7 separate regions of the Homo sapiens genome follow, and regions 1, 3, 4, 5, 6 and 7 are each linked to region 2. The links are chromatin loops, found by intact Hi-C in ENCODE. Cell type or tissue: heart right ventricle. All regions are shown on one strand. Region 1 overlaps MSI2 (musashi RNA binding protein 2). Region 2 overlaps MRPS23 (mitochondrial ribosomal protein S23). Region 3 overlaps MSI2 (musashi RNA binding protein 2). Region 4 holds the start of CCDC182 (coiled-coil domain containing 182). Region 5 overlaps MSI2 (musashi RNA binding protein 2). Region 6 has its middle 13 kb from the start of MSI2. Region 7 overlaps MSI2 (musashi RNA binding protein 2).

What was found. Hi-C counts contacts between places; a loop is a spot of excess contacts. Peaks named below come from ENCODE experiments on the same cell type or tissue, not always from the same donor. Only the 100,000 strongest peaks of a DNase experiment are listed, where the experiment ranks them.
Region 1: it touches region 2 in a loop (2.4-fold over the local background); 19 of 110 quality-filtered maps call a loop at or near these places.
Region 3: a loop joins it to region 2, with 3 times the contacts of the local background. A loop is called at or near these places in 4 of 110 quality-filtered maps.
Region 4: a loop joins it to region 2, with 2.1 times the contacts of the local background. A loop is called at or near these places in 16 of 110 quality-filtered maps.
Region 5: it touches region 2 in a loop (4-fold over the local background); 36 of 110 quality-filtered maps call a loop at or near these places.
Region 6: it touches region 2 in a loop (13-fold over the local background); 42 of 110 quality-filtered maps call a loop at or near these places.
Region 7: a loop joins it to region 2, with 3 times the contacts of the local background. A loop is called at or near these places in 13 of 110 quality-filtered maps.

Annotation. Positions count from the first base shown.
Region 1 is chr17:57,670,142-57,674,141 of GRCh38, reverse strand. All of the region lies in intron 11 of MSI2 (musashi RNA binding protein 2), which reads right to left. Among named protein-coding and RNA genes, the nearest start is that of MSI2-AS1, 64 kb to the right of the region's middle. In heart right ventricle, CTCF peaks have their summits at 1,836 and 2,054 (motif pointing right); a DNase peak (open chromatin) is centred at 2,061; H3K27ac peaks cover 809 bases.
Region 2 is chr17:57,831,911-57,835,910 of GRCh38, reverse strand. MRPS23 (mitochondrial ribosomal protein S23) reads left to right here. Exons shown (of 5, transcript NM_016070.4): 5 at 1-1,130. Among named protein-coding and RNA genes, the nearest start is that of MRPS23, 16 kb to the left of the region's middle. RefSeq lists enhancers at 1,468-1,968, 2,137-2,647, 2,648-3,159. In heart right ventricle, CTCF peaks have their summits at 2,168 and 2,378 (motif pointing right); DNase peaks (open chromatin) are centred at 1,360, 1,657 and 2,410; H3K4me3 peaks cover 760 bases; H3K27ac peaks cover 3,714 bases.
Region 3 is chr17:57,457,101-57,461,100 of GRCh38, reverse strand. All of the region lies in intron 6 of MSI2 (musashi RNA binding protein 2), which reads right to left. Among named protein-coding and RNA genes, the nearest start is that of MSI2-AS1, 150 kb to the left of the region's middle. In heart right ventricle, a CTCF peak has its summit at 1,747; no DNase peak of the experiment used is centred here; H3K27ac peaks cover 434 bases.
Region 4 is chr17:57,745,258-57,749,257 of GRCh38, reverse strand. It overlaps CCDC182 (coiled-coil domain containing 182), which reads left to right and starts at 3,959. Exons shown (of 1, transcript NM_001282544.2): 1 at 3,959-4,000. The coding sequence starts at 3,986. In heart right ventricle, a CTCF peak has its summit at 1,513 (motif pointing right); no DNase peak of the experiment used is centred here.
Region 5 is chr17:57,603,212-57,607,211 of GRCh38, reverse strand. The region is part of intron 8 of MSI2 (musashi RNA binding protein 2); the gene reads right to left. MSI2-AS1 (MSI2 antisense RNA 1) reads left to right here. Exons shown (of 3, transcript NR_110807.1): 2 at 854-959. Among named protein-coding and RNA genes, the nearest start is that of MSI2-AS1, 3.2 kb to the left of the region's middle. RefSeq lists enhancers at 824-1,073, 1,103-1,998, 3,653-4,000. In heart right ventricle, a CTCF peak has its summit at 1,654; DNase peaks (open chromatin) are centred at 1,541, 1,907 and 2,980; H3K4me3 peaks cover 757 bases; H3K27ac peaks cover 3,792 bases.
Region 6 is chr17:57,241,267-57,245,266 of GRCh38, reverse strand. No RefSeq gene overlaps it. Among named protein-coding and RNA genes, the nearest start is that of MSI2, 13 kb to the left of the region's middle. In heart right ventricle, a CTCF peak has its summit at 1,965 (motif pointing left); DNase peaks (open chromatin) are centred at 1,946 and 2,870; H3K27ac peaks cover 956 bases.
Region 7 is chr17:57,682,877-57,686,876 of GRCh38, reverse strand. It overlaps MSI2 (musashi RNA binding protein 2), which reads right to left. Exons shown (of 14, transcript NM_138962.4): 14 at 2,188-4,000. It also overlaps the pseudogene RNU7-134P. Among named protein-coding and RNA genes, the nearest start is that of CCDC182, 60 kb to the left of the region's middle. In heart right ventricle, no CTCF peak of the experiment used is centred here; no DNase peak of the experiment used is centred here.

The sequences.
Region 1 (4,000 bases), 160 kb after region 2:
GGCGGCAGAGAGTTTCCTTTTGGGGTGGAGAGAAGGGGATGGAGGGAGGGATGGGGGGGAATGGTAAACCTGGAGGCTGGGGCCAGAGCTGGGGTGGAAGCCAATGGTTCTACAGGACACCCACACACTCACCTCCTGCAGGAGAAGGAAAGGGGGGATTTAAACTTTTTTTCCTTTTGTTTAAAAAAAAAAAAGACAAAGAAGTATGAATGCAGAACATACCGACTGAACCAATTCATAGCTAAACCATAGCTGACCAAAACACCTGCTTTCTCTTGGTTATCCTGCAATGTCAACTCCAGAGTGAGAACAGCAGGCTCAGGATGTACCTTTGCTACAGAGAGAGTGGACTTGACACGCACAAATCCAGAGAGTGGTGGGGTTGCAGATCGGGGGGCAGCGGAAGGTGACACTGCCTCGGCCCCCCCAATCCCATCATTCTGACCCTAATGAGGGCCGCAGCCTGTCAACCAGTTAACCAGGTTAATTTTGTCTCACCTTTATTTCTCCTTAGTAGTTTAAACTTTATTTTCTTTTCCAAAATGGAAAACAATATTTTTTTAATTGTTAAAGGAAGTTCTTACTGATTTTTAAGCCTCAAGGTGAGTCTGGGCTGGCTACCTTTGGGCTACGGCTAACCCGTCTTAAAGAACCAGACATTCTGAGAGTCACACTTTCACATCTTTGGCTCCAGAGGGCTGCTCCTTGCAACAATCACTTCTCCCTTCTGCCTCCCTTGGCTTCTCCCCCTCTGCCCTATGACCAGTTGCCTTCAATGGCAGAGGCAAAGAACATCGATGCAGGTGGGGTCACTCCTGGCTTTGGCCCCTCCCTTTCCCAGGGGCCTGTGATTTGAGGCCCTCAGTTCTGGTGGGCCTGGAAGAGCCAGAAGTGGATTGATTTTCACCCACTTGTCACAGGGATGGGAAGAGATTGATGAGGCACCCAAGGCACACTAGCAGGAGACTGAGACAGAGACACAAAGATACACGGGAGACCAAATCAAGCTGGGCCTGGCTCCTGACTCAGCAGAGAAAACAGAACTGAAGCCTCCAGATGCCCTTGGGGCGGGAAGCCCGAAGGTGAGCCCCTCTGAAGCTGTAGCTGAGAAATGAATAAACTGGCCAATGGAAAGAGCAGGTTAAAGAGAAAAGAAAAAAATAAATTATAGAGGCTTAGAGCAAGTGAACGGCTGATCTGGGAATGCGCTGGCAGAAAAAAGGGATGGAGATTTTTGAATATAGAAGATTCAACTTGCAGATAACACTTGGCCCTCTCACTCATGGAGGCAAATATGAAGCCGAGATATTCAAAAGGCGGTATTATCTTAGTCTAACACACTTTTTTTCTTCTGAGCTCAGGAAAACAGAAGAAGCTTGGACAGTGGACTCCTGGTTTTGTCCAGGCAGCTGAAACCCCTCCCTATACAAATAAACTAATTAGCCCGTTCCATTTTAGGCTAATAGGATGGGGTGGGCATGAGGAGGCGCAGTGGTAGACGGAAAGTTTTTTGGCTTCTTTCTTGTCTGGCCGGATGTGAACCCAGGAAGGTGTTGGGCAGGCCCACCTAACTAATGGGTGGGGAGAGGCAGGTTTAGGTTTCCGTTTCTTCCAGCAGGAGAGCCACCTAGAGACTAATCTAGCCAGCAGAAGCAGCCTCGGAGACAGGATGTAGCATGCCCACAGAAGGGTGCTGTTCAGAAATACCCCCTTCTGCAGGCTTAGATAGAAGACAAAAGGGCTGTTGGTATTATGCCCATCCTTGGCAACCGCTCCCATTCCTGTGTGTGGGGAGGCCTGTGGTTTCTGAGTCGGCCTGAAGGGAATTTCACAATAAGCAGCTCATCTTAGGTCTATATTACCCCTCCTTGCTCAGTCCTCCTCCATCAAATGACACTAAAATCACCGTGGAGAAGACACTGTATTAGAATGCAGCTTTCAAATCCCAAGTCCCGTTTTATTACGCACTTGCTCATCACGGTGCCGGAGCCTCAGCTCAAAGTCACCTTGCAGATGTCCCCCAGCCAGGGGTGAAAGACAGGGCTGCTGGGTCCCCACTAGAGGGCGCAGCCAGCAGGCAATAAGCACCCAGTTCTGGCTGGTCCCGCCTCTAGCTAGGCTTCTGGGCAGTGGAACCCGCACCCCTGAGGGCTGGGCGCATGGAAGAGAGGAGCCTCTATTTTCCACAGTCGACACTTCTCTCTGTCTGTCTCTGTGAGCAGAAGAACCAGGCTCCAGAAAGCATGTTAAAGTCCCCGAACGAGCCATCTGGAAACCCATGCATCTTTGAGAAGACTCATAAAAAGCAACGGCTCTGGCTGCTTAGGAGAGAATGGGGACTGCCACTCGGCACATAAACTTGTCAGTAGCTGTTCCTGCTGTCTGACAGTGGGAAGGCATTAGGGACAAAGCAATTTTCTTCTTTTGCAAACTCAGCGTAACTCCACAAACTGAACACTGGCTGGCTACGCAGGAAAGGGGGTCATTTGAGAACCCGTCTCCCTCTAAGAGGAGAGGTGGGGAGTGGGGTTGGGGGGTGGGGGAAGGCATGAAGCCAAATCTCTCACCTGAGGGTGCTTTCTGTGGAAGTCATTCTCCAGTCAATTCTCAGTGATCCTTCTAAGCGAACGGTGCCTTTCCCCAGGCACGGAGACTTATTTTGGGGGGCCAGAATTGGTCCCATATACCAGGATCAGCTTGGGAAGAGAGGATGGGACATGGCTCTTAGTGGGCAAGGGCACCTTGTCTACTGCTCAGCTAGGGTGTGCGTGTGAGGGGGCGGGGACAGGGAGCACACTTTGTTGAATAAATAAACAGTGCTGAGGTTTATAAATTGGATATTATGACTCCTGTCCCAGAAGAGGACAACGTCTTGCAAACGTCTTGGCATTTTTGCAGCAGGAGCTATGAGCATTAAGTGGCTTGGGACAAGCCCTGCTCTAGGATGGCAGTTTGGGGGCTCATTGCGGTGATCAGGTTCATTTCATCAGCAGCATCCATGGCAGGTTCCTCTTTGCCCCTCATCCTCACTCTCCAATATCCTCTGGGCTTTCCCAGTCAAGGTGGCACCCACAGAGAGGCAGCAATGATGTAAGGAAAGGGAGTACTGGACTCAGAGGCAGAAGACCTGACTGTGACCCCAGCTCTGCTCTTACAGTCAGGTGCCTTGGGCTAAGAAGCCACTCACAAGCCCAAGTCCTCATCTGTAGCAAGTGAGTGATGCTTTCCTTATTCAATCTGACTCATGGGACTGCTTCAAGAATGAAAAAGAGACAGAGCTCTGTAACTTGTCAAGTTTAAAACAAATACACCCTATTTCTGAAATAGTTATGTATGCAGAGGCCAATAAGGCAGGTACCACATGCAGATTTAGGAAAATCTGACATAGGAAAATGCAATTCACTTGCCATATGAATCAGGAGGTGATTGACAAAAAACCCAATTTATCCATTTGGTGCATTTAATCATCTTGGGCCTGAAGAAAGGACTCCTGGGAATGGGGACCAGAAAAGCAAGGACACCGATCTCACCGAGGACGGCAAGAGGAGATGCACTTGAATGAAAGTTGGTGGTATTTCACATTGGATAAAAGGAGAAACTTCCTGCCCATCAATAAAATACTCTGATGGCTGACCTAGGAAAGCCCAAGAATCTTATCCTGGAGATCTTAACAGAGACAGATGCTGCAGGCTTAGACTCTCACCTGTAAGGGTTGGACCCAAAGCTACTGGGCACCTTTCCCTTAGGGTTCTAAAGCAAGACGGGAGAGATGCCTGCTGTCTGGCCAGCATGTGGCTCTGCCCAACTGCAGTGACAAGGGGCTGGGCTGAGAGTGGAATTAGGCATGGAGGGTAGGGAAGTGGTGGTAGTCAGAACAGCCTCACTGTGGGTCTAGAAAAGGTATGGAAGTCTAGTCCAATAATTTCTGTGTTGTCCCTAAGTGATGTCACTGGACCTGAGGCAAAAAGCTAGAGCCAGGTCAATGAGGGGGGCACCTCTG
Region 2 (4,000 bases):
AACATTAAACAGCCTTTCAGGAGCAGACCCTCCTACGGATTTGCTGAATCCAAGGCGAGGAAGGCATATATCCAGGTTACAGTGAAGTTTGCCCCAGACAAGTAATGAAGATTTGGGTTCTAGATCTGGATACTCCAGGCAGTTTTTACTATGTGACCCTGTGCCTGTCACAGTATTTCAGCCTGTAAAATATGGACAATGTTTGCCTTTTTGGCTTCCAGTTAGCTTTGTGAGGATTAATTGAGATGAGTGCAAAGCTCATTTGTAATGTGTGGCTGGTGGTTTTATTACTATTTTGAGCAGTAGTGGAAAAGCCCATTTGAACTGGTAGGATGAGATAAGATCATGGTGGCCTTGACAACTACATGGAGGAGCCAGTTGGGTATGGGAAAGTTTGAGCAGGGAAAGAAAGAATGTAGTGAAAGCAGTGTCAGGTCAAAGAAAGGTTTGCCTAGGAGTGATGTAAAGAATGGGATGGAGGAGTGGGCAGGGAAGGAGGAAAGAGGAGACATGTCAGAGGGACCAAAAAGGAGGCAGCAAGTCCAAGGTCACAAACCTGAGTGACTAGAAAACTTAGCAGCATCACTAACACCCAGTTGGTGACGTGGAACTGGTGCTCTCCTGGGAGAGAGCTTCAATTCTCAACCTACTAAGTTGAAGGTGATGGTGCTATATCTAAGTGGCAGACAGAGATAAGGGATAGGTGTCTACAGGGGCAAGATTTGGAGCCAGGAGAAGAAATGAGCTCTCCAAGGGTAGTGGGGAGAGATCTGGGATGTTGGGGGCTGGCAGGTAAATGCTTTAAGTGATAGAATAGGAGGAATGAGAAAGCCAGCAAAAGAAATTCACGTCCCATGTCTTCCATCATCTATATGTCTGACTTGTTTAAGTGGTCCTGGATTCACCAAATTTTATAGAGCTCTGCCTCTGCCTTTATTGGGTAGGCCTGATTTTTGATGATGTCCTTAAAAGGCTAGCCTGATTCTTCTTGTAGTTTTGTAGAACACTTTGTATCGAGAGTTCTCTGATAATGAAAGTGGTATTACAGAATAATCTGCCCCCGAAGGACTCCTGATTTTGTTAAAGTGATACCTTTCTCTGTAAATAAATGATGGCGTGCCACTTAAAAACCTTCAGCAGATTTCTTTTTTTAAACAAAGTCACTCAAGTGGGACAGTAAGATTTTCTCTGAGGCTGGCACTGGTGCCTGCCTCTGCTCCGGGGAATCCAGACGTGGCACCCGGAGTTGGGCCTCATCCATCCTCAGCTTTCATTTGTGACCAAGCCTGACTCAGAATGGGCTGGCAGTTTTCCTGAGTACATGGGAGTTAGGGCAGAGAACATGATGTGGTGCTGGTAGTCAACGCAAGCTGGCACGGCCTCAGCCAGAAGACTGGAGCTAGGAGCAAGCAAAGGTGAGTGGAGGAGGGGATGGGGAAGGCTGAGACTTCCTGGTCTCTATGTTCTGAGCTCAATTCTAGAATAGCCAAAAGGTGGGAGCCTGACTCGGGCTAAGTTAGTCATGCGTTCTGAGCCTTTGACCGTGCTGGGTGAGATGAGGGATGGCTGAGCAGGTTCAGTGAGCAACTTGGTCGAGGTCACCTTGGCTGGCAGAGGAAGGGCACCTGCCCTCCTGTGGAAAAGACGGGAAATGGCTTTCCTGTCACTCCTAGGGTAGCGCTCAATGTGGCAGGCGGGTCTCTGATTGGATGAGCCCGGCACTGAAGCAGTTTCTGTGGTGATGCTGAACCAGACAAGTGTTTATTGCTGCAGCACGAAAAAGAAAAGGTTGCTAGGGGAAGGCAGAGAAGGCAGGAAGTTAAGTGTTATGTTCCCTACAAAATGTTGCTACTGCCAGCCACCACCACCACCCTCCATCCATGCAGATTACAGACAGGGTTTTTGGGGAATACTAGCTGACAACGAAAATACATTTCAAGTATCATTTTACCCTCAATGAATGCTTTTCCTGGACTGCAACTGAAATAAATGTCAGTCACCGGACCTTCTAGCTCCTCAGTTCTTTTAATTAAAAGATAGTTCTAAGCAAGATCCAGTAGTGGTCTATTTATTATTTATCAAGCATTTTCCTTCCAGCAGTTAGTGAAAGGTCACTGGCTTCAACTGAGCTTTGTTTTTGGTGAGCAGCTTAGATGAAAAAGATATACAATCAATCTCTCCTGTTTGCTCATGGGCAGGACACTGTTTAATAGTCATTGTGGCATTTAGGATCGCAGGCCTCTGAAACATGCAGAAAAGTGCATGTGCATCCCTTGCTGCTGAACATTTCTCCAAAAGTAAACATCAGGTTGTGATTATGGTTAATAATGAGATATTGATTATTTGAAAATGTCACCGCCAGGGACTTGTCGGTTTCAGCACCACTAGATGGCGCTGGACTCTCATGCTGTTCAACTACAGTCATTTCGTTTCCTTGCCTCGGGGTACCTTGCCTTTCAAGGTTGAAGAGTGTCCTTGTAAAAATAATGTTGTGGCTGAAATTTAGGAAGCTGAGGTCCTGGGGTGCTACTGGGATGGGGTAGAGATGGGAGGGGACAGGCCACGGGACAAATGACAAAGGCCTGCCGGGGAAGCGGCACTGTTTGCACCATAATAGGAGCTGGAGAGGAAGGAGCTTACTGCGCTGAGCCCCTGGAGACTCTGCCCAGAGCAGTGTTTCCTAACCTTCTCCAGTCAATGACACATCTGCGAATTTGCTGTGGAGGACAGCGGGAGAGAGAACAGTGCAGGCAGGGAGGCAGAGCAGCGGAAAAAACCCAGGCCTTGGAGAACAGACCTGGGTTTGAAACCCTGATCTGTTGCTTTGTCTGGTGACATTAGGGGAGTTAGTGAACCGTCTGAACCTCAATTTCCTTATCTGTAAAACAAGGGTAACAACGTCTACCTCACTAAGTTGCTGTGAGGACTGAATGAGAACGTGAACAAAGTTCTTGGCGAGTACTCCGTCTTTGCTGTCAGTGCCTAGAAGGCTTTCAGCCACTGTCGATTCCCACTGGGTGGGGAGGAATTAACATGCGCTAGATTAACATTGAGAAGAAACGGTATTGTGTCCTCTTTCACCAGCCACTCGTCTAAACACAGCTTTCTCTATCCCCCACCCCCAGTAGTTACTCTGTCCTTTATCTCCTTCCAAACTTCTAGCACCAAGTAAATGAATCAAATTAAAAAACAACTACAACAACAACAACAAAGGAGGAAACTAGAGAACATCTTGGGAACTATCCGCTTTTGGAACTTATCCCATGCTGGTAGGTTTCACTGGAAAATGTGCATTTATTTAGTAACTTCTTGGATTGTGTATGCCTGTGGGCAAGCGTGTGTGTAGAAACCAACATTTTAAATGACACTCAATGACACTCATTCTGTTTCTTCTTTCCTGCTTCCTTTTTTTAAAAATAGGGACAAAGTCTCTCTCTGTCACTCAGGCTGGGGTGCAGTGGTGCAATCATAGCTCACTTCAGTCTCAACCTCCTGGGCTCAAGTGGTCCTCCTGCCTCAGCCTCCCAGGTAGCTAGGGCTACAGGTGCATGCCACTATGCCAAGCTAATTTTTTATTTTTAATTTTTTTGTAGAGATAGGGTCTCTATGCTATGTCGCTCAGGCTGGTCTCAAATTCCTGGCCTCAAGCGACTCTCCCGCCTTGGCCTCCCAAAGTGCTGGGATTATAGGCATGAGCCACCATGCCCGGCCCTTTTCTGCCTCCTTGCTGCCCCTCTACACTCCCCCCAACTGCCTTCCTTTCAGCACACTTTTCTGCTTTCTTTCTCCACCCTCTTTGCCCCAGATTATGGAGGAAAGCCAGAGGGTCACTACCTAGAGGCCCGGCCAGGGAAAATAGTTCCAACATCAGAGCCATTGTTTTGGGGACCTGGGGCTAGTCAGCAATTAGGAGTTTCTGAAACTCTTTCTGGAGCTTCTCCCTATGAAGGGCATGGGGAGGCAGTGGGTGCCAGGGCAGAAATGGTGGGCAGGGTGAGGA
Region 3 (4,000 bases), 370 kb after region 2:
CCCACTCTTCAGAGGAAATGGGGCACTGAGACAAGGGGAGACTGCAGCCCCTGCCACAGGCCCATAGGACAATCAAATTTAACTTTCCACCAAAGCACCTACAAAGAGGGCTGCAGCCTCTGCAAGGAGGGATTCTGAGCATTGAGCATGGTGAGTGAGCACAGTATGGAAGACACACAGCTCCTGCCTCACGTCTCTCCTTTGGCCGGAAGAAATGCACCACCCAGAGCCTGCCACCCTCCTCAGAACACACTCTGCCATTTCAGTCAACCACGCTTTCTGCCTAGAAAGCTCCTCTCCCTTCTCGGCTCAATGGTGACCTCCCCTTGAAGGCTATAGAAGCCACAGCTCCCCTGCCTATGGATAAAGTACAAGTTTCCTAGCACCACTGGGACCTGCCCCTGCCCACCTCCACCCTACTGCCATGGTTCCTCGCCTCCCTTTGTTCCTTCTGGCATTGCAAACTGCTGTAGTTCTCCAAACACACAGGCGGGGTGCCTCATGTCCCATTAGTACTCTCCCCAGGTGAACCCATCCAGCTCCTCATGATTCCTCTGCCTTCTACCTGCTTTCATGGTGGCGTACATCAAATCTTTTTCTTTTCTTCTCTTTCTTTTTCCTTTTCTTTTCCACTTTCCCTCCCTACCTTCCTCCCCTCTTTCCTTCCAAAGACAGGATTTTGCCCATCAAATCTTTTTCTTTTCTTCTCTTTCTCTCTTTTTCCTTTCCTTTCCTTTTTCTCTTTCCCTCCCTAACTTCCTGCCTTCTTTCCTTCCCAAGACAGGGTTTGGCTCTGTCACCCGGGCTGGAGTGCAATGGTGCAACCACAGCTCACTGCAGCCTCATCCTCCCAAGCTCAAGTGATCCTCCTGCCTCAGCTTCCCAAGTAGCTGGGACTACAGGCATGTGTCACCACGCCCAACTGATTATTTATTTATTTATTTATTTATTTATTTATTTATTTATTTATTTGAGACAGAGTTCCGTTCTGTTGCCCAGGCTGGAGTGCAGTGGCATGATCTTGGCTCACTGCAACCTCCACCCCCCGGGTTCAGGCAATTCTCCTGTCTCAGCCTCCCGAGTAGCTGAGATTACAGGTGCCTGTCATCACGCCCAGCTAATTTTTACATTTTTAGTAGAGACGGGGTTTCACAATGTCGGCCAGGCTGGTCTCGAACTCCTGACCTCAGGTGATCTGCCCGCCTCAGCCTTCCAAAGTGCTGAGATTACAGGTGTGAGCCACCGTGCCCGGCTAATTTTTTAATTTTTTGTAGAGATGAAGTCTTGCTATGTTGCCCAGGCTGGTCTTGAATTCCTGGGCTCAAACAATCCTCCTGCCTCAGCCTCCTAAAGTGCTAGGATTAGAGGCGTGAGTCACCACCACACCCGGCCAAGCCATACTTTCGTTAAATGTTCTGCATGACTCTACCTTACCATGAGGCCATGAGTAAAGGCTGTGCCTCCTGTCTCCAGGACCTACCACTACTCAGATGCAACTGGTGCCTGAATAAACAAACACATGACAGTAGTGACTAAAAGCTGCTCTAATCAAACATCAGGGTTCCCATCTAACAAGTCTTCCTTTTCCTGGGAACCTCGGGACATTTATGGACCTGGAGCCAGAGGTCAAAAGTTCAGGGCCTCCTACCATTCTGATGTCAGAAGAGCAAAAGCCACAGCAGATGATTAAAATCTCTCCCTTCCTGTCTCCAGGCCGCGTGATGCCTTTTTCTAGAAAGTCCGACTGAGGACAATGCCCCCGTGCGGCATCCCATGTTCACCTCACCTTCTCTCACCTCATTCCTTTCCCACCCCTGCCCCCAAAACAAAGCAGGGAGCACTTCAGAAGAAAGTTGACAGTGACCCAAGTTTAACACAAAGGTAGTCATTACCATGTCATGAGGATGTGTGTGAGAAACACTTAGCCCAGGTTCCAAAACACCACAAATGGTTTACCTTTTGTGCCACATAAACACCCTAAACTCAAGTTTTACTCAACACTTATTAAATGGGAAGGAAAACATTAAAGAGCATTGGCCTGCCTCTGCCAAGCTCCCATCCATCCAGCTCTTACAAAGAGGGAGGCATTCTTCCGAGCGACGCAGCAAAACAACCACTGACGAGGTTGAGCTGAAGTTATTTGGTGGCAATTAAAAGGATCTGCCATAGTTACCCAAAGCAAACAACCCAACGCTCTCGCCAGGTGCCCAGCAACCGCGGAGCAGGGACAGGCAAGGGAATTCTCAAATTATCCTCCCACGGCCTGCACAGGGCACCCTCCCACCTGTGAACCAAGCCTGTGTCCCACCTGTATCCCACCTTGAACAAAGCCTGGTTCAAGACATGGTATCAGTAGCAATTAAGAGGGCAATTATTTTCTGGAGTTTATATGCTAACTGATCTGAGTTATGGGCCGAGCAGCTGGGCTTCTTGCTGATAACCCAGAGGCATGGAACACAGAGAGTATTAGAGCTGGAGAGGGGCTCTCCATCCATGTAGCCAGCAGTTCCCAGTCAGAGACTTTGTGCTCCTGAAGAAGATATCAGCAATGAGGCTGTCAGCTTCCAAAAGCCAACCAGAAATTGCACAGTGACCCAGAGTTCTTTCCTTCTGACTAAAGCATGGTAACACTGTGACCTAAATCTCTGATGGCCATTGAGAGATTAAAATATGTATACACACACATATATTAAAAATATGTGGCCGGGCACGGTGGCTCACGCCTATAATCCCAGCACTTTGGGAGGCCAAGGCGGGTGGATCACGAGGTCAAGAGATCGAGACCATCCTGGCTAACACAGTGAAACCCCGTCTCTACTAAAAATACAAAAAATTAGCCAGGCGTGGTGGTGGGCGCCCGTAGTCCCAGCTACTCGGGAGGCTGAGGCAAGAGAATGGCGTGATCCCGGGAGGCGGAGCTTGCAATGAGCCAAGATCGCGCCACTGCACTCCAGCCTGGGCGACAGAGCGAGACTCCATCTCCAAAAAAAAAAAAAAAAAAGGTATATATATGTCAGGCTAATATAGTTTATTAAAATATGTACTTATATATATGCAATATGGTATCTGATATCTATTTTTATATATGTATATGCCCAGTTGATAAAAATATATCTATCTGACTTCAATTTATTGAGTCAGAATTCATCTGACTTCTTAGTTTTATTTTATTTTATTTTATTTCTTCTTTTAAAGACGAGGTCTCACGTTGTCTCCTAGGCTGGAGTGCAGGAGCCCAATCATAACTCACTGCATTCTTGAACTCCTGGACTCAAGTGATCCTCCCACTTCAGCCACCTGAGTAGCTAAGACTACCGGCATACAGTACCATGCCTAGTTAATTTTATTTTATTTGATTTTATTTTATTTGTAGAGATAGAGTTTTGCTATGTTGCCCAGGCTGGTCTCAAACTCCTGGACTCAAGTGATCCTCCTGCCTCAGCCTCCCCAGCTGCTGGGATTATAGTCATGAATTATCGTGCCTGGCCTGACTTCCCAATATTTATTAATTGGTTTCTAAGAGGGAAACATATTTTTCAAGACATAGGGTCTTCTAGGAGAAAAATAATTTTAAAATAATTTAAAGACTAAAGATAATTTAGTCTCCTTAAAATAAGTTCATTGGCCAAATAAGGAATCATTACCTACCTTAACCAGCTCTTAGAAAAGCAGACCACTTGTTAGCAGAGTAAATGCTCTGAGAAGTCCTGCATTTAGGGAATGTTTAATTTAGGAGTTGCCACATGTACGGCCATGGAGCCCTTGCATCTCCTAACACCTCTCAATGCCCTGGGGAAACACGGCTCTAGGGGAAAATGTCTAGTCCTCCATCTAGAGTCCAATTCTGTCCAGAGAAATGGGGAATTTGGTGAAACTTTCTAAAATCTCTTACCCCTTTGGGGGTTCAGGTTTCCCAGCTGTGAAGTGATAGGAGTTATTAGAGTGTTCTCTAACATCTCCACCTCTTCTTTTAAAGTTATTTTTGTCCTAGAGACCCTAT
Region 4 (4,000 bases), 87 kb after region 2:
CCACCCGCCTTGGCCTCCCAGAGTGCTGAGATTACAGGCGTGAGCCACCGTGCCTGGCTTAGATAGACCAGTTTTAAGAGACTCCCAGAAGACTGCTTCCCCACTCTGCCTGTGAGCTCACATTAGTAGTTCATTTGGGAGGATTTTGCATGGTTCTTTCACCGAGTCTTTTCCTTAGATCTAATTACTCTTTGTGGAAGACACAGTTGGTTGCCCGTCCTCTCCCTTTCTTGCTTGAGAACAGAACCCCAATTTGGTTCTGGTACTGGGATCCTTGTGCTTCAGGGAGGCCTGACCCAGCCCCAGTCCCAGGAAGGGGCCTGTGATCGGCCTCAGCCAACTGTGGGAGCCCCACCCCTCTAGTCAGTGATGTAGTTAGAAGGGGCCCAAGGATGTGGTTCTAACTCACGGGATGTGAGGAGCTTCTAGCTTCTGAGCATTTTCCTCACTTTAAAGAAGGTACATGAAGAAGGGGTGCCTCTGTGTCATGTCCCTTTTCCCAATCCCCAAAAGGACCAAGGCTTATTTCATTTGCAGAGACAGATGAAGGCATAGGATGGGGTGGGGTCCTGGGGAAACCATCTGGCTTTTGCTGGCAAGCCATGGGCAGGGTCCCGCAGGAATGGTGCTCAGACCCAGTGATGCCCAACCTGGGGAACTATTAGAACATGCCCACTACTGACTCCCATCCCATTCAGGTTTACTCTGATTCTCAAGGGTGGTACTGGGATCTCTGTGGGGCTGAGGTGCCCCTCTTGTCCCCCCAACATCCTGAGACATGAGGAGGCTGTAATCACTGAAATAGGCCAGGTACAGAGAAACCCATCTGACAGTGGGTTCAAGGCCTGGAGATGTTAGAACTCCTTTTTCTTGAGACCTTTAAGGGGACAAAGTGATTGGCTTTCTTAGTTTCCTCGTATATATGGAAGGAAATTTTGTGAGAAAGGCATAGTCCTTGATTATGAAATTTCTAGGAGGATAACATTCAGGAGAACATGCACATTAAGTTGCCCTGCTGAGGATGCTGCCCTGAAGGCTTGGGAGGCCACCAAGCCTGGGGTCTTCTGCTGACAGCATTCACTTGCTTCTAGTCTCTGCTGTGCTCTTGTGGAAATACCGTCCTCCCCTCTGGTTCTGAGAAGCAAACTTCAACGTCATTAAAAAGCACCATGGAAATGGAAAAAGTGCTATTCCATGTGACTTTTACTACTTTTCTTTTGCAGATCTGGTTATGACTTCCACCATTCCCCGTGGGAGGCACAGACAAAGACTCAGAAAATAAGAGAAAGAGAGAGAGAGAAAGAAAGAGAGAGAGAGAGAAACAGAAAAGCACTCAGAGAATGTTAGAGACTGCCTTTTTGCTGATTCAAAAAATATTTATTGAGAATCTATTATGTGTCCAACATGCACACACTCCCTTAATTAAATATACCACAAGACCACATGCTGTTTTTATCAGCTCCTCAATCCCCATCTAGCTCTTAGGTAGTGGAATCAAGAAGTTGCTGTTTTTGCTAAGACCAGTAGGTGTCATCATGTCAGCGGGAAAGCCAGGGTGCCCGGGATTTGATAGCCACCTGTAAAAATAAGTTCCATTTCATCTAGTTCTCTGAGTGCCAGTATGTGCAGGGCACCAGGCAGGATGCTTGAAGGTACACAGGGTGAGAAATCCATGATCCCTGGCCTCATGGAGTTCACTGTGCCATCAGGGACCTGGAAGGACAAAGTCCTAAGTCACGAGAAGAGGGAGATTTTAAGTGCCTCAGGAGAGGTTTAATTGAAGGACTGTGTGGATTCTTCAAACATCAGAGACGTCAGAACAGCTGAATCCTGCCTTCTCACATTATGGTGGAAGGAATAGGTTCCGAGAGGGAAGGTGATTGACCTAGGGTCACACAGCAATTCCAGTCTCCAGATCTCCTGACTCCTGGAAAAATGCTTTTTCCACCATTCTGTCTCAATAATCAAAGTTGCTTTTTTCATCTTGCCATTTAAAATTTCACCTTATTGCTTGACACTTTATTATGCTAAAAACCCCACAAAATCCCCCAGAAAATGCCACCTTAGTTTAGCCATGAACCTCCCTGCAAAATGCCCTCTCTGATGCCTACTACAAGGCACCCTAGATAGGTTAATCTGCATCTCGGAGGAGGCAGCTGCCCTCATCACGGTCCCTGTGGTGCGAGAGTCAGCTTGCAGAGGCTCATGAGAGCTGATTTTGTGCATCTCTTCCCAGTGACATCATGTTGGTAGCTTGAAACTGGCCACGGTGGGAGTATTTACACCATGGAAATTGGCAACAGCTATCAAAATAATTCGGAGTTTTATTCACTTTTCCCCATAGAACTGCACACCACTGAATTAGTATTCCTACTTATAAAAAAGATTGAGGCTCAGGGAGATGGGGTAATCTGCCAAAGATAGGTAGATTATAAGTAGAGCTGGGACTCTAACCCAGGTGGTTTGATGCTAGAGTGCTTGGCAATGGTAGATTGAACAGGACTTAGAGCCACTTTGACATGGAAGGGTCTAGGTTGATCCTAAGTTTCTTAGTCTATTGTGTGCTGCTATAGTAAAATACCCGATGCTGGGTAATTTATAAAGAACAGAAATGTATTTCCTTACAGTTCTGGAGGCTAGGAAGTCCAAAATCAAAATGCTGGCATCTGGCAAGGGCCTTCTTGCTGTGTCATTCCACAGCAGAAGACATCACATAGTAGAAGGGCAAAGAGAGGGTGAGAGAGAGACATAAAGGGGCTGAACTTATCCACTTATAAGGAACCTGCTCCCAAGATAACAGTGTTAATCCATTTATCTCTTAAAGGGTAGCCTAATCATCTGTTAAAGGTCCTTCCTCATAATCCTGTTACAATGGTAATTAAATTGCAACATGAGTTTGGGAGGGGACAAATATTAGCATCACAGCACCAGTTGTCTCATGAGGGCTCTGGTGTGTGTGCTGTTCTGGGTTGCTCTCATTAATCTGACAGCAACACTGGAACAGGAACTGGTTTGGGTAAAGAGATCACCAATTCAGCTTTGGATGGCTTGAATTGGAGGCCCATTGTGGGGGAGACGTTTAGATTTGGAGACCAGGAGAGAAGTCTAGGCAAGAGACTGAGATGTGCAAGATGAAGGTTTGTTCCTGACTAAACCAAATGTAGATTAGCTAGAAGTATTTTCCTTTGTTCTAATTATCAGGTAAAAAGTACAAGATTTACCTTTCTATGTGTTGTTTCTCATATTTGTTAACATTCAGGTATGTTGGAAGACCATGCACTCACTTGTTCCCTGATCCTAGTGTGTAGTGAGCACTTAGTATTTATTGAATAAATATGACTAACCCATTTTTACCTTGCACCTGCTGAATCAGCCATTGCTGTGGACCATACATCAAAATCTAAGTACATTTTTCGCAATTTCTAAGATTTTATAGAATTCTGACATCATTATAGGAGTATGGACTTGGAATAAGAGATTACTTTTTAGCATTTTAGAGCTACAAGTGGGATTAGGTATCATCTCTTACAATGTCTTTGTTTTACTAGTGAGGTACTAAAGCCCAGAGACCAGTCCAAGACCATGCAGGTCCCTTGCCAGTGTGGGAGACCACCCAGTCCTGGCAGCCAGTGAGCCTGGCCTGGCCTGCCTTGCTCTGGCCAGTTTACTTCCCTGCTCTGGGACTTGGTTTGTTCCTTAGGTTAAAGAAGAACTTGAGTTCTGGTTCTAGAAGGGTGATGAGTTAAGGATCCACATCTCAGGAGGGCGACTTGGTCAGATAAACAGACAAAGCTCTAGGTAACCAACCAAGGAAGCTACAATATGCAAATGAATGGATTGTGGCTTTCTTTCTGGTTGGCTGAAGGGGCCCTGATGTCACAATTCTAGGGTTTCTCCACTCCGAATGATCGTGTCTCTAGCCAAAAATATTTATTGACCTGGTTGGTCTCTTGGCTTCCTCTCTTTGTCCAACGTAGAAGAGACAATGGAACCCCTCTAC
Region 5 (4,000 bases), 230 kb after region 2:
ACTAGGCACAGCCACAACATCCTTGTAATTTTCATATATTACATAACATATACACATAATGGATATAAAGCACAGTGCCTGGCACACAGAAGTCCTCAAAGAATGTCCATGGTTGTCAACTCCCTCATTGCATGGAGCCTCATTTCCTCTGTGCGATGGCCTTACCCGCCTCGTAGTTACAGCAGAAAAGGACACAGAAGTTCTAAGGAATGACTTGCCCAAGGTCACAAAGCACAGTCAGAATCCAATCATAGACCCCCAGCTTCAAAACCCCTGCTCCCTCCTCTGGGTCTCTGGCTGCCAGCCACCCCCCCCCATCACCCCACCTCACACAGCCCTTCCCCACACTCTCCACCCAACCCTCAAGGCCTATCTGCGTCTAGTTCACAAAGCCTTTCCCGATGCTAGCTTCCACAACTGATCTCCTTACCACTTCCAGAATTAATTTCATCCATTGTTTCCTCTGCTCAGTGTTTTATTACAATCAGTGATGGCAAAGTAAAATAGGTCATAAACCAAAAATAAACATTAAGCATCTACTATTTACCAAGCAGCGGCTGGGTGTGGACACAGAAATGAATGTGGCTGAGATGTGGCTCTTCCCTCAGAGGTCCTCAGAATCTGGGCAATGGGTAGAGAGGAGCTGGTCCCCAATATCACCTGAGATGTACCCCAATAACTGCAGCCCCCACCCTGCCCAGATCTGAGAGTGGGTGCCTCCTAGTCTGTTATACGGCAGTCTAGCCTAGGGCTAAGGCTCCTGGCTTTAAATCTCTGTTCCACTTGCCGGCTCTCTGAGCTGAGACCAGCTGACTAACTTCTTTGCACCTCAATTTTCTCATCTCTAAAACAGTGACAGCTGTGCCTACCCCATAGGGCTCTCGGAGCTAATCCTACAAAGTGCTTGCACTGGATAAAGTTGGTTGAGTCACACCTTGCCCTCTCCACATGGAGCCTAGGTGAGTGCCTTTGAAGGTGATGAAGTCAGGTCACATCTGTGTTCACTGAAATCCCAGAATGGGGAGTGAAGAGGAAGAGAGAGAGCAGCAGCCTCCCCAGCACAGCAGATTCTTAGCACACAGTCATTGCCTTTCTCCCTAACCCTCCCTGCACCTGTCGGCCAGGTAGGTCCCATCTCCCTGCTTTCATCAGCAGGATGTGCAAAGAGAGCTTCCCAGGCCGCACTATTTGGGGAAAAAGCTGATGGTGGCAGCAGCAGCTGTCCTCCTTTTCATTTCTGGGAACCTGCAAGGGCATTTCAAAGTGGAAAGAAACCTCAGCCTCCAGCAGGTGCTCAGGTTCCGCCACAAGGCTGGAGGAGTGCTTACCCCAGGGCACGGTGGGCTGGGCCAGAGGCCCTGCGTGGGGCCTAACTTCATTTATTTAAAAGAGGGAGAAAATAAAAGGTATGGCTTGAGCCTTCTTTTCTAGGCAGAGGCAGCTGAAAGAAGAGGGCAAAGGAAGAACCAGGGACAGAACTCCCAGGCCCTGGGGAAACTAGAGTGAAACTAGAAGAGAAATTGGCAAGAGTCCAGGCAAGAGCCACGCTACTCTGGGCTTGGTCTCTGCAGCTGCATACGGGCGCAGACTGTTCATGCCCTGCCTTCTGCGCGGGGAAGAGGCAGAAGAGAAGGGGGGGCAGCCCCTCCTAGTGGTCTCCATGCTCCCCTCTCATGACCCTGCGCCCTGGGGGTGGAGTACGGGGACGCTGGTGGCAGCACGTTCAGAAAAGCCCAGAGGCACTGGGTGCTGAGATACTGAGGAGACAGACCACTGCCCTCCCTGGCCCTGCCTACACTGACATCGCCAGAGGACAGATGAAGGGCAAGCGAACCACTCAGGCAACTGGGAGGCCACTCCCTGCAGGCCAAATTACTTCTGCCTAAAGAGCAACAAACATTTACCACCGAACCACCCGGCCTCCCCCAACACACTAATCACTCTGCTCTCATTAACACAGCCTGTACACAAACAGCATGTGCACGCGCTTGCGTGTGTGATGCGTGGGGGGCAGGATCTCTCCCTCTCCCACGTAAACACCAGATTCATTTATTAAATGCCTCTCTGGCATTTCCTTTTTTGCCTTCATCCTGCTTGTTTAATATTGCATTTGACATTCTCATTTTATAAATGGCAACAGAAGCAGAATGGATGGCTAAAATTAGCTTACGAGTGAGAATGATGCTACAAATAGGATTGTGAATACAGAAGCCTAGTTAATTCCACCCACATTACCCGCCCCCCTCCCCACACACAAATACACCCACCACTTTTGGGCTGGTTCCCGACTGAGTTGTCTTCAGGGCTGAGGAGGAGCAGCTGGAAGGAGTGGGGGGGTGAGCCAATCACTGGGCACCTTGCCAGGTGGCAGGGCCCAGAAGCCGACCCTAGCCTGCGGCTGGCCTCCATGGATGGGCTGGTCACAGCACCGCAGCCCTGAGTCCAAGAGGACAGCTCAGGACCCTCCTCCCTTCTTATCCTTCTGCCCTTCCTTCCCCAGAATCCCCTGTTCCGAGTCAATCCCCCAGGTATGCCCTGGGCTGAAGGGTAGCAGGCCTAAGATCTCAGTAGGCTTTGCTCTTAGAAGTGGATTTTTCTGGAACCTTCTTAAAGAATGAGTCAGGTGAAGAGTGGGACTCAGCTTTTCCAGGACCTAGACAATCACATCTCTTGGTTCCTCCTGCTTTGGGAGGTGCACCACCTCCTTTCCTAGGACCATCCCCAGAGGCACTGAGAGTGCCCACCTCATACTCTCCATCCCTGCCCCGCAGGCTCGGGACCCAGTCCTGCCCAGGTCCCGCACCACTTGCATTTTACTGACTTATAATCTGCTGAGGACCTCCTTACCTGCTAACTCTTTATTTGCTCAGTAAAATAATTCTAAGAATGATGACAATGACGACAGTGGTGAAAAAATCTATCACTCTGATAGAGAGCGTGCCATGGCCTGGCTCTGTTCCAAACCCCTTACAAGTCTTAAGTCACAGCACTCTCCGAGGTAGGCACTACCACAACCTGTTTTATAGAAAGGGGAACCACAGAGCCGAAACACAGAAGTAACTTGCCCAAGGCCACAAAGCTGGGAAGTGGAAGGGGGTTCAGCACTGAGGACTTGAGGCACCCTCTACCAGGAAGGCCGCCCTGGTTGACAGCACCCTGTTCTGACCATTGTGTCACTCCCCACCTGGGGGCTCCCCCAAAGAATGAAGGCACTGATACTTTCCACAGGCTGCTATCCCCAAACTCGTGTGCCTGTTTGGGGCACCCCCTTTCTACTCTGCCCCTAATAATGTGTGCTCAATAGTGAAACTGGCTGACCATTTGGCTAAATGCCTTTCATTGGACCCCTGTAGACAAGGAGCACCCTGACTGGGCCTGCTCTGAGCTAGATTAGTTTAGTCCAGGAGTCAACAAACTGTGGCCAGCAGGCCAAACCCAGCTGCCATGAGTTTTTGCAAATAAGCTTTATTTGAACACAGCCACGCCCCTTCATTTATATATTGCCTGGACTGTGTTTGTGCTACAATGGCAGGGCTGAGTAGATGTGACAGAGACTCTCTGGCCCGTTACAGAAAATTTGCTGGCCCCTGGCTTAGGCCCAGTGGGGGAAACGTGAAGTTATCAAGGGCTGATTCCTTCAAGGCTACCCAATTACATACCCTACAACAGAACAGGCCGAGACCTCCAGGTATCAAAGCAGAGCTTTATATAAGCTGCAAAAGGCAGCCATCCTCAACCTTCTGATTTCCCACAGGAGCAAACTGGTGCAGACAGGTAGGGCACTCGCCTGTGGTTACAGAATCACCAGCGGTGGACCTGGGATTCAGGCTCAGGTTCCAAGGCTCTCTTGGTGCCTCTAAGTGACCCAGCAGGTCCCGACTTGGGGACAAGGACACGTGCACCTCACTCAGGAGAATCGAGCCCTTTACCCCAAGAGATGCATGCCTCACGTGTCTTCTGCAAGCAATGCTCCAAGGCCTGCACCCAGAGGGGTAGGGCA
Region 6 (4,000 bases), 590 kb after region 2:
TGGAAAAATAAACACACAAAACCATGGAGGATGTGAGGCTGACAAAAAGTGAAATTATATTCTTATTTTTTGTTGTTGTTTTTGAGACAGGGTCTCCCTCTGTCGCCCAGGCTGCAGTGCAGTGGCTCAATCTCAGCTCACTGCAACCTCCACATCCCCGGTTCAAGCAATTCTCCTGTCTCAGCCTCCTGAGTAGCTGAGATTATAGGCATGTGCCATCACAGCCCACCTAATGTTTGTATTTTTAGTAAAGATGGGGTTTCACCATATTGGTCAGGCTGGTCTCAAACTCCTGACCTCAGGTGACCCACCTGCCTCAGCCTCCCAAAGTGCTGGAGTTACAGGTGTGAGGCACCTCACCAGCGAAATTCTATTTTTCAAACAGCCTTTAACAATCTAACAAACAAGTATCTTTATGTATAATTTAGTTACTCCTAACATTGTTTGATGTATTATATTTAGAGACATAAAGGTCTGTTTTATTTAAATGATAGAGAAATTTGTTTTCTTTCATTTTTTTTCCAAATTGGGGAGGAAAATGCAAAAAGCTCCCAAAAGGAGGGAAAAACAAACCTAAAGCGTGTTTGGCCAATTTTTTTTTTTTCCATTTTCCCTTTCCATTTTCACGTTGGGCATAGCTGAAATCTAGTGCTGTGGGTGAAGACTTTTACTCCCTTTCATTCACTCCTTTTTCCTTGTCTCCAACTCAAAATTATCACACCCAAGCAGGGCATAGGGTGCTTATTAGTCCAGCTGAATAAGAAAGAGCTAGATTCCTAATTAAGAAATATCATTTATTGAATGACCACAACAGAGGACCCTTCTGGTGTAGGGGGGGGGAAGGGATCAGAAAGCTGTAATCTTCAGGAGTTGCAAAAGGTGGGCAATAGCTTAGGGTTGGGAGTGAGGCTGGCTGTAGCCTCTCCATGTGGCAGCTTCCTGCAGGGGACTCCCTAGGCCAGTCTGGTGAACCCCCTCCCCAATCATGGGCGGTATCTTGTGATACCAGTGTGGGTATGGTAGGCAAAAGAGACAAGCCTCGGGAATTAAACAGGAAGTCACTGTTCTCATTAAAAATATCCCAGGGCTGCCCTTCCATGTCCCCTAAAGCTGTTTCACCACTGTTTGTCATGCTGTCATCATTATTCTTAAACGTGTAAGTAAATATTTTATTCAACATCTTCACTGCTTGGCAGTTAGGGAGCCCTTTGCCTCCTAGACTTGGCTGCCTCCCAGTGCTGCCTGGAGGGGTGGGAGTACAGTGGGCCACTGGAATGCTCCACGGAGTTCGGAGTCACGGCACAAGAGCACCATTCTGTCAAGCCCTTTCCACCTGGAAACCATTTTCTCCTTTGGCCTCTCGAGCTTAATTTTTTAAATCTTTTTAAACCAGTCACCAACTTCGTCTTGATGAAAGGTGCCAAGGCCCCCAGAAGAAAATGATTACACCTTTCAACTCCACCTGGAAACAGTTGACAGAGGGCCACTGTCACCTTCCCTTCCTCCTCTCCACCACCCTTGCAGCTTGCCCCATCTCCACCGTGACCTGCCTTGCCAAACTGAAATCTAAGTATCGCAGCTGCAGATACACAGGGTCCGCGCACCCGGCCTCACACACTCTACAAGTTATGTCTGTGAACTTCCAACGTTCCCATCATCACTTCCACGCCTTGCCTTGGAGTCCCATCTGCTTGCAAATTTGCCAGCAGCAAACACATAGACCCACAAACCACACGTGAGCTTGGACAACATTGGGCCTGCTTTTTAATAATTCTTTGCTTTTGGCCATTTACACAGCATAGGAGGCGGTCAAAGCAGCAATCAGTAGCACAGCTGTAATGTCATCCCATCGTATGTTTGGGTTACAAGGAGGCCAACCCGACAATATCTGTTTTGGGGCGAGAAATTCCAACTTTGGAGGACCATGGGTATGAGCGCCCTCGTCTGGCGAACAGAGGAAACGCCTTCTTGCGCCCCACATTTCAGTTCCCTCTAGTGGCCGAGCAAAGAGAAGCTGTATCTCATGTCACAGCCCCACATTCCAGAGTTCAGGGCCTGGCTATCAGATTCTGAAACCAGAGCCCCCCAGATTCAGAGGTTTCCTGGAGTTGACATTGAGACCCACCACAGTAGCCCACGTTGCAATTTCTACAATCACCCATCAGCTAATTCCAAGTGGCTGAAAAAACTAATTGAAGGGAAGGAAGGAGAGGGAGAAAGGGCTGTCATCTGTGAAGGGAGAATTCAAATAGGTCAAAATCAAATCTCTTTAGCCAAACGTGGTATTGATGCATAGGAGAGGCAGAGGGAAAAAAGAAAAGTATTAGATGTGAAGACAATAGGGGATAGACTGTACAGCCAATTTCTGAGCAAGATATTCATGCTAAAAATACTACTACTATTTGGAAAGGGCATGAGAAATCAAAATGTGGCTGTGTCCATGGGTGGGAGGGAAAAGAGGCTGTGCATACAAACACCCAGCATTAGAACAAGACCAAGAAAGGACCTAATCCAAGAGGAGTAGGGATGAACATAAGAATAATTTGAAGTGAGCCAGAAAATTAATTTCGCCATCATCCTCTTACTTTTGTGGGGCCGATGATGCTGGTGGCCCCCAGTGGCTGGCCACAGCTCTGGGTCCTGAACAGGACCCCTAAGACCCCATCACCCACTCAGCAAAATGCCACATGAGAAAGAAGGGCATGATCTGGTGTTGTACCTTCTAGTCTAAGTCACAAATAATCATGAGCATTCAAAAACATTCATTGCCCAAGTGGCTGCTGGGGAGGCCTGGCCTGACAGAAGGCATTGCATGAGAAAGACCCGGGGGGTTAGCTGATCACCAGCTTGATGTGAACCTACAGCGCGAGGAGGCTGTTGAGAACCCTAGTGCAATCTGAGGCTCTATTAATAGCACAGCAGAGTGTGGAAGGAGGGAAGCAATACTCCCAGCGCGTGCTGGCAGGTCAGGCCACATGCAGTTTTATGCTCAGTCCTGCGGGCTGTATTTTAAGAGAGGCACTGGAAAATTCAAGCCTGCTCAGAAGAGCATGAAAGGATTGGATGTCGGTATTTAGACAGCATCTCTATTAGTTTTACAGTCCTTTTGCAATTGGCAATACCAGAATGATTATTACACGGAGTCTCCACAGCCAGTCACAGGAATCATGTTTCTAATGTTTGCTTTACCTCCTTGAGCTTTGGGGTCCCCTCTCTATATAATGGGGGTAATAATTTCTGCCCAATCTACCAACTCCGAGCATAATTTGAGAATGGATCAGTTGGGCCCGTGTGTATGGAGCATTCACTGAGTGTCCAGCTCTGTGCCAGGTACTGGAGGCACAGAGACGAACACAGTGAGGGATCTGTTTTTGAGGAGCTTGAGGTCTAGTTGGACAGACAGATCCATAAGCAGATACTTTGCATGTAATGTGACAGAGGATGATAGATACATGCATTGATTTGAAATGAGATACAATTAATTTCTCATAAAGAGTGACAAGACAGAAAAGCAGAGTCCTTGTGGAATATGGACTTTCGAGTGCAGAAACAGGAAAAGAAATCATTGGAGGTCAGGGTAGAGAGGCCATCAGGGAGAAAAGATTAGAACCAGAAAAGTTCAGAGTCACAGAAGACAACTGAAGTGTCACAGCAGTGTCAGATGCCATTATGAAGTCAAGGAGGAGGAAGACTAAAACATTTCTAAACCACTCACTGGACATGGAGATGAGGAGTTCATCCTTAGTGGTCAAGAAAGATCTTTCAGGAAAACGATGAAGGAAGAAATAGACTTCATTTAGGAAGTGTGTGAAAGATACATTTATTGAGCACCTACTACATACCTAGCATAGTGTTACTCACTGTGGACATTCAAAGAGCAAAAGGTTTTGTTCCAGCCTATCGCAATATTGGTTGGTGCATTAAGACTAACACCTGTATGTCCATTAAGGAATAGTGGAAGATCATTATATGAACTGTTCGACTAGGTGAGGCAGACAGC
Region 7 (4,000 bases), 150 kb after region 2:
TCAATTCTTCTATGTCTTTATTTTTGTCTATTAAATACATCTAGTTCTAAGAGAGGTATATTAATCTCTCTAACTGTATTTTTATTTTTTATCAAGTTCTCTGCATTTCTAGTGGCTTTTGATTTAAAGTCTTCAGTTCCTCTGATAATTGGGACATAAGAGTTTACTGCCACTGTATCTTCTTAATAGATTGTGTCTTTTGTCATGACATAATATTGCTGTGGAGTGTTTTTAACCTTAAATTCCACTCTGTCTGATACTGACATTTCAGTTCTTGCCCTTGTTCTTTGTATTTGCCTATTTTCTCTTTGTCGGCCCTTTATTGTTAGCCATTTTCATCACTTTAAGTGTGTTTGTATACACAGCACGTAACCGGGTTTTGTTTTTTCTAAACACATCTATTTTGTAATGATAGAAAATTCAACCCATTCATATTTAGATAATGGTAGATTCAATTGATCTCACTCCTTCTATCCTACTTTGTGTGTTATTTATTTTACATTGTTGTTTCTTCTTTTTCCTTCTAGTTTTTGCTGATTTGTTTTCTATTTTATTTTTTTATTTTTTCTCCATGAAACATTAAAACAGGAAAATTTGTTGTTCTCTAGCTTGGTACTGTCCTACCTCTTTTTTTAGTGCATTTTGTTGACTCAGGTAGGCACCTAGGTTAGAAGCCTCACTCCCACCCTCCCAGGCACACTCAACACTGACGCTGACATTTGTCACCAGGCTTGAACCCAGGGGCAGCAGGATGTATGGGAGATGGGGTTTCATTCTGCCACTCAGCAGCTATACAACCATGGGCAAATTATCCACCTTATTTGACCATTACAATGTAGATAGTCACGTGGCACAGGTGGGACTAAGCAGGGCATGTGTATGATCCACTTGGCATATAGTTGGTGCTCCTGTTCCCTGCTCCCTCTCTCCTTAGGCTCCTGGGCTGGGTTTGGGCCTCCCCTTTCTCTGAGCTGAGCAATCAGGATGAGGAGCATGGCCACGATGGCCGGCCTCATGTGTCTGGCTCACTTCTCTCAGGATTCCTAAAAGGGATTTCTCACATCAGCTTCCATTGGTCTTTCATTTCTGTGGGGCAGCAGGGATTATACTCTTCTCTCCTGCCCCTAAACAATGTAACGAGACACTGTGGAGTGCTGTCTGTGGACACACAGGAGGTGGGCCTGGAACCCAGTGCTCCTGCCTCCAGCTCCAGATAAAGGAATGCACCTTCGACTGTCTCCTCTAGGACCCCAGTGTAGCGGGAATGCCTTAAAACAAAGTTGTTAGTGTTGCAGCTTTTTGAAAGAACCTGTCTAGCTGGTTTTCTGGTTTTCACCGGAAGACCCATTTTACAAAAAAGATAAACTTGTTATATGCAGGAGACAGGAAATTGGAGGAGGGACCCAAGAAGGCCATGTCCTGGAGAATACAGCTTTCCTGGGGGCCTTGAGGAAGCAGCTAAGGGCCACTGTCCTTCATCCACGCTTCATCCCTTGCACTCCTCTTGGCCTGGTGTTTCTCTCCAGGGCTTCAAAGCTGAGGAATCCACTGATTCAGAGCATGCTGTAGCCGTCATCACCAGGTATTGGGACTTGCCCTCAATGTACTGGGTCTCAATTCTTTTGTATCCTCTCGTTTGTTTGGTAGAGAGAGGGGTGGAAAGTATTGTAGATGATCTATCTCTACATCTTTAGTTTTGTGATTGTAATGATTTCCAGTAGGCAAAACTTAAAACTCCTTGAGGGCAGAGGTCTGATACCTATTCAGACCCCTACTCAGGGGTCGTGGAATGCGGTTTGGCGCCTTCTCCCAGCACTGTTGATAACTGAGGGCAGCACCCGGGAGGGCCCCTTAGCTCCTTCCACCATCTGGGTCCTCTGATCCGCAGGACCTTTGGGGTTTATTCCCTGTCCACTCATGGGTTCTGTGTACCTTCTGCTGTTAATCTACACCCCTCTCCCGTCTGCTCTTCCATCTTAGTGCTCTCTTGCCACTTCATAAAAATGGTGCCACAAGCTCCCTGGGGACAAGGCAGGGACTTCTTCGCTGCTGGAGGCCCACGGCCAGCATTCATGCTGAGGGGTGAGGGTGGCAGGTGCGATTTGATGATATCCTCTCCCGCCCAAGCAAAACAACAGCTCTCCCAGACCCCAGACCTCCTCTGCAAGTGAAAGAACACCAAACAACTCTGTTCAAAACAGTTTATTTTATTTTATTTTTTTTTTTGTCAGACAAACACATTGATTTCTGGACCACAGTAGAGGATGGAAACCTTTCACAAACTTATTTATTTGAAAATACAAATATAAAATTATACTTTCCACATCTGTGATGTGAGAGACTGCCATCCACATAGTAATTTTTTACAACAGGGCTTTAAGAAAGCCACACACAAAGACCTGAAAGATGCTTGAGATATATATATAGATAGTACATATATATGTATATATATAAAAAAAATACTCACTACCAAAGTTCTCATCAGTTTCATACTAAAGTATAAAAGTAAGGGTGAGGTCAGCCACAGTGCTAGGGAAAGTTTTATTTAGATACATTTATGTCCACATGAAACGCTTAGACTTGCATCCTATTACATATGGAATTCGGAGTTTACAATACACCATGAACGGCAGATTGGCTAGCCCACGCTACTTAAGAGGACACTCACAGATTCCACATGGGATGGTACATTATGTACAGAATACAGTAGTAGAGAACCTTCGAGGGAGGCTCTGGAACTTTTGTCTCTCAGCCTCCGGCCCCCTCCCCCATCATGCCCCTGCCTCCCGGAACTGAAATCCTGTCTGAGACAATACATTCTGATTATTTGATAGCCAGGTGTTTGGATTAAGGTTGCCCCCCTGCAGGTCCCCGACAAGAGGGATGGATTTTATTTATATGTTTTTGTGTTTTAGTTTACTTACTTTTTTTTGGTAGAAAAAAAAGAAAGAAAAAGAAAACAAACATATTACAGTATTAAAGTATTGCTTAACTTCCAGCGTCTCCTTGTGTAGTGTCTGTGCCCAGGACGGGGCTGAGCTGACGTCTGCTAGTTTTCTGCTTTGGGGTGAGGGTGGGGAAACCCGCCAGTGTCTTTCTTCAATGTGCTTGCCTGCAGTCAGTCCCTCTGCTCTCCCACTGTCTGCCTTCCTTGGAAGATAGCCTGGCTTGCGAAGCACATTCAAGAAAAAAAAAAAAAAATCTCCCCTCCCCCACCAGCCCCCCACTCTCCCTCTGTTCCTGCGTGCCACTTGCAACCAATAAAGAGAAGTATGAGTTAGTGTTTCTTTTGTAAACAATTTCATATGCAATATAATACAGAAAGCATGGCTGACCTTCAATAAAAAATGTAGTAAACGATATTGCTTTATTCTTGAATATGCTGCAGTGAGTGAATGGCAGAATGAAGCAGTGTGGAGGTGGTGGAGGAGGCTAAGTCCCTAGCCCTCGTTTGCACTAAAGATCAAAATAGGTTTTGTTTTTCTATTTGGAACCAAAAATAAATTTTTTCCCCAAAAACCCCCAAATGAAAAGGAACAACAAGCAAAACCCACCCCCAAGAAATCAAAAACAAAACAAAACCAAGAACAAAAACTGAACACCTTTCAGGTCATTAGAACCAACAATTACCCAATGATTTTTATACTAGTCTAGCAAGATGTGTGTAACATTCACTGGCTGTGATTGCTGTGCAGTGAAACAGTAAATTGACAGCAATAGAGCCATGCTACCTTAAAGTCCAAGCTACAAGTTCAAATTAAGATGAAGGTTATGAAGGATAAAAACGCAAAGGCCTGCTGGGGCTTTGTTTGAATCAAGCTAATGGGCGACTGGGATAGAGCGCGAGGCTGTTTGGTATAGAGCGCGAGGCTGTTTGTTCCCAGTGGATATAAGGAAGGCCACGAGCCAAGTCTGTGGAAGCTGCTAGAGAGCAGACCAAGGCTTGGTCATCTCCGTCAGCCCCATGCCCAGCTAGGACCGGGAATGGGTCCGGGAGCTA